Linked DNA regions of Homo sapiens: region 2 is linked to region 1. The links are chromatin loops, found by intact Hi-C in ENCODE. Cell type or tissue: heart right ventricle. All regions are shown on one strand.

The links. A loop is a pair of places that touch in the nucleus more often than their neighbours do. Peaks named below come from ENCODE experiments on the same cell type or tissue, not always from the same donor. Only the 100,000 strongest peaks of a DNase experiment are listed, where the experiment ranks them.
Region 2: it touches region 1 in a loop (2.0-fold over the local background); 44 of 110 quality-filtered maps call a loop at or near these places.

What each region holds. Positions count from the first base shown.
Region 1 is chr4:150,078,243-150,080,742 of GRCh38, forward strand. DCLK2 (doublecortin like kinase 2) reads left to right here and starts at 203. Exons shown (of 16, transcript NM_001040260.4): 1 at 203-1,206. The coding sequence starts at 786. In heart right ventricle, a CTCF peak has its summit at 1,219; DNase peaks (open chromatin) are centred at 129, 569 and 989; H3K4me3 peaks cover 2,472 bases; H3K27ac peaks cover 1,996 bases.
Region 2 is chr4:150,208,481-150,210,980 of GRCh38, forward strand. The region is part of intron 5 of DCLK2 (doublecortin like kinase 2); the gene reads left to right. It also overlaps the pseudogene RNU7-194P. Among named protein-coding and RNA genes, the nearest start is that of DCLK2, 130 kb to the left of the region's middle. In heart right ventricle, CTCF peaks have their summits at 1,108 (motif pointing left) and 1,309; a DNase peak (open chromatin) is centred at 1,111.

The DNA of each region.
Region 1 (2,500 bases):
CGCCCCCTCCTCCGCCCCCTCCTCCCCTTCTCCGCGGTTTGGCATCCCCGGGGCCGGGAAGCCTCCTCCAGCGCTGACAGCCTGTCGGCGGCGGAGGGAGGCCAGAGCGCGGATGCTTGCCAGTGGGCCGGGCCTGACCGCTGCGTGGGAGGCGGGCTGCATTATTTCCCGCTAGGGCCGCGCTCCAGGGAAGGAAGGGGCCAGACACGGCCCTCTCAGCCCCGAACGGCGCGCGCTGCCCGGCGGGCGGGATCCGGGCGCGGCCGAGGCGGCGGCGCTGCACCCCGGGCCTGGGCCCGCGCGACTCCCCCGGGGGCCTCTCCCACGCTCCGCGCCCCGCCCCACCCTTCCTTCCTTCCTCCCCTCGGCGCTCCCGGGAGCGCTCGGCAGACGCCCGAGCTTTGTGGGCGCCCGCGGGCCCAGCGCGAGCCTCGGGCGGCCCAACTTTGCCTCTCCCGGTCGGCTCCCGAGCGGGACTTGTGAGGCGTGGCCGGGTGGAGGAGGCGCTTGCGGGGGCGTGGGGCTCCCCGGCAGGCGGGAGGCACGGAGCAAGTCGCACTGGACAATGACCTGGGCAGCTCGGCGCTGCGGACACTTTTAGCTGAGGGCGCGGGCGGGTCGGCTCCTCCGCGGCTCCTCGGCCCCACCTGCGCGGAGAGGGCGGGATGCCAGAGCCAGGTGTCCCGGCGCGTTAAGGGCCCTCGCAGTCAGACGTCCCTGCACCGGCGCTCGCACCCTTAGTCGGCCCGGAACGTCTTTTTGCGGACGCCCTCGGAGCAGCCGCGATGGCCAGCACCAGGAGTATCGAGCTGGAGCACTTTGAGGAACGGGACAAAAGGCCGCGGCCGGGGTCGCGGAGAGGGGCCCCCAGCTCCTCCGGGGGCAGCAGCAGCTCGGGCCCCAAGGGGAACGGGCTCATCCCCAGTCCGGCGCACAGTGCCCACTGCAGCTTCTACCGCACGCGGACCCTGCAGGCCCTCAGCTCGGAGAAGAAGGCCAAGAAGGCGCGCTTCTACCGGAACGGGGACCGCTACTTCAAGGGCCTGGTGTTTGCCATCTCCAGCGACCGCTTCCGGTCCTTCGATGCGCTCCTCATAGAGCTCACCCGCTCCCTGTCGGACAACGTGAACCTGCCCCAGGGTGTCCGCACTATCTACACCATCGACGGCAGCCGGAAGGTCACCAGCCTGGACGAGCTGCTGGAAGGTAGGAGGGGAGGGCGCCGCACGGCAGGTGCGGCGGAGCGCCGGCAGGTGCAGTGGGCGTGAGCCGGCGCAGCGGGGAGCCCGCGGGGTGCTTTCCAAGCCGCACGGGAATTGATGCTTCTGTCTGCTTCTCTAGAGATTGGCTGGGGGTGGGGGCCGGTGGGGTGCCCACATACACACTGACTTTCCTTCCCAAGAGGTTTGTCTCTTAAAGAAGGAAAAAATTTCCTGATGGTCAGGCCAATTTAGGCACTGGTGGCATCTCCTAAGATTGTTGAACTTATTTGTATTGAAGTGCAAACTGTTTGAGAAAATGGTTCTCCCATGGGGAGCTGGGTAATCCCCTACTAATAAGCTCTGTTGGACCCTCGGTGTGGACCCTGGTGCAGGCTCCTGTCATGTTCCAGTATTCGGGGTCCTGTTGTGACTGCTGTCAGAAGCTGTGGTTGTGAAATGCTCTAGGTTGGCTTTCCTAGTTTGCCTTGCAGCAGAAGTTACTTGAGGTGAAGAGGGATGATCCTAGACAGCAGGTCTCAACCTTGGCTTCATCTTGGATCACACTGGGGACTTCGAAAAATATGGGACCCTGATCCCCCAACCCCCAGATATCCTGATTAAATTGGTTGGGTTTGGGGTGTGGGTTAGGCGTCTGGAGTCTCAAAAGCCCCCCCCCCAGGTGATTCTAATGTGGGACCCTGGTTAACAATCACCGTGCTAAAGGGTTTTCCACATTTGGTTGGAAAAAAGGTAAATCAAGGTCAATCTCTCCAGCCTTATCCTCTAATAAGAGTACCTAATTAGAATGATAGAGGCCATTGGATTCAGCAGTGGGGACTTATTAAAAATTAGTAATTCTGCTGTGTCAACCATGCCTCGGTCAAAGAGACTGCTTGGCTGGATGTTGGGTCATCCTTGAATTCCTGCAATACGTATGCCTCATCCTTTTCAGGTAGAAAAGGCATTATCAGTGGTTAAGAACCTGTTTCCAGTTCTAAATAACATCCAGAAAGACCAGGCAGAACCCAGGTATGTGCTGACTGCGTGTTTACATACAGTCCGCTCTTGTGCATCTTTCTTAATGCAAATGGCACATTCCATGTAGTCATAGCAATAGCTTGGCAGGGAGAGGAAGCTGAACATCAAGCCAGATGTTTTTCTTATATTATCTCAGCATGCTTTTCTGTCCTGAAGGCATTATCCCCATTTTATAGATGAGGAAACTTAGGCAGCATGCCTTGCCTCACAGTGCCTGCAGCATATACTTTCTCGTCTACGATTCACCTCTGCTGAGCTAA
Region 2 (2,500 bases), 130 kb after region 1:
GCGTGATCTTGGCTCACTGCAACCTCTGCCTCCCAGGTTCAAGTGATTCTCTTGTCTCAGCCTTCTGAGTAACACATTTGCTCCACAGGAAAAAGGGTTGAGAGATTGGGAGGGGAATAGGGAGGGGGAGGTGTGGGAAAAAGAGAGAGGAAATCCTGGGGTTAGGGAGGAGGCTGGGTGAAGAGGGGTGGAAAGACAGAGAAAAATACCTGGTGACAACTTTTCCTGAGAGGCTTGGGGGAAAAGTTTGCTAATAGGTATCTAATGGGAGCTCCTTGAAAGTGAAACTGTCCACACTGTGCCCATTATTTCCACCTAACCCCATAAAGCTTTAGTACAATAACAGAGTTCACAATAGTTTAGCGTTTTTGGTTTTCTTTGGAAGACAGTACTCAGTGGAGCTGAGTATTGTCAAGATGGGTATAGATTGGAATTAGCATATCCAGATTCAGCAGATACATGGGTTACAAGGATGTGGGATGATGTTCTGTGGTGGGCCTGTGATGGAAGTCACCCTGTGGGTATGGTGGCATAGCTGGGTGTTGAGCCCATGCTCATAAACACTACCAGCCCCAAGGACACAGTGGGAAAGCAAGATCAGTCTTCTTAAACAAATGATTGGAAACAACATGATCAGACCAAAAATTTGTAAAATTAGTTATTAAAGGCTAACGCCATCCAGCAGGTCCCTGTTAGGCCTCTTCCCCAGAACCTAGCTCCTAGGTATTAGAACTTGGCTTTGCTTCTGTTTGGACTTAGGGAATCTGACTTTCCTGAAGGTCAGGGCTGCTCCTGGTGATGGTCACCTAGGGAGGAGGCATTTCTGCAGGCCACACACAGCCTCTCTCACCTCAGTGGCCCCAGGCTGCCTCCCACAGCCAGGAACATGGGGAGCCCTGGGGCTTCTGAAATAAAGACAATTCATGCCAAGTTGTACTATGCCTTTGTTACGAGGCTACAGATCTCCTCGAGACTCTGGTTTATTTTCCTTTTGTCCTCTAATTCTTAAGTTTTTTTGTGATTATTCCGAGCTATTCTAGTTAAGCTAAGGGTAACCAGGATAAAAGTCTTGGTCTGCTTTGGCCAGATTATTAAGGTGGGAATGGTGCCCCCTGGTGTGCAGCTACACAGAGGACCTGGAGGAAGAAGGAGACCTGAGCTCCCTCCCTCCTCTGCTGCCTCCTCCATTTGGAAACAGACACAGGATGGTGATCAAAAGCACGTGAAATGTAACAGCCCTTTTAGAATTTGTCTAGCAGGGTTTCTGGTGGTACCAGCAGACTCCACACAGGTAAATCTATTACAACATTTAGGGCCAGGTGCGGTGGCTCATGCCTGTGATCCCAGCACTTTGGGAGGCCAAGGTGGGTGGATCACGAGTTCAGGGGTTCAAGACCAGCCTGGCCAACAATGGTGAAACCCCATCTCTACTAAAAATACAAAAATTAGCCAGGCGTGGTGGCAGGTGCCTGTAATCCCAGCTACTCGGGAGGCTGAAGCAGGAGAATCCCTTGAACCCTGGAGGCAGAGGTTGCAATGAGCCGAGATCCTGCCACTTCATTCCAGCCTGGGCTACAGGGCAAGACTCTGACTTAAAATTAAAAATGGAAAAAAAGCACATGAAGTCCAAGTGCCTGGGTTTGATCTTGGCATGGCCACTCTTAAGCTGTTTTACCTTGGATAAGTCACATCACCCCTATCTGTGGAAAAAGGGATTAATAGGACCTACCGCACAGGATTGAGATTGATTAAATATGGAGAAAGCAGTTAGGGTAGCCTTGTTATTCTTTCTTACCGTAAACCTTGGCATTTCCAGGTTCCATTTTCACGTGAAGGCAGTTTTACTTGCAAAAAACTAACATGCAGTAGCGTACAAGGGGGAAAGAGAAGGTGAGAGAAGTCAGACTCCAGATTTTATTACCTCCTCTGCTTTTCTATCACCAACTTTTCCTCTCAACTCTCCCTTCACCTCTGCTTTCCTGCCCTCTTCACATACTCCAACCCTATCAATAATCTATAAATGACTCTACTAGGAACAGATTATCCCACCTGGGAGGCTGAGGCAGGAGAATTGCTTGAATCTGGGAGGCGGAGGTTGCATTGAGCTGAGATCGCACCACTGCACTCCAGCTTGGGCAACAGAGCGAGCCTCTGTCTCCAGGAAAAAAAGAAAAAAGGTTATTCTGGCAAGGCACAGTCGCTCACGCCTTTAATCCTAGCACTTTGGGAGGCCGAGGTGGGTGGATCACCTGAGGTCAGGAGTTTGAGACCAGCCTGGCCAAAATGGTGAAACCCTATCTCTACTAAAAATAGAAAAACTTGCTGGGTGTGGTGGCATGTGCCCATAGTCCCAGCTACCTGGGAGGCTGAGGCAGGAGAATCACTTGAACCCAGGAGGCAGAGGTTGCAGTGAGCGGAGATTGCGCCATTGCACTCCAGCCTGGGTGACAAGAGCAAGACTCTGTCTCAAAAAAAAAAAAAAAGAAAGAAAGAAAAAGGT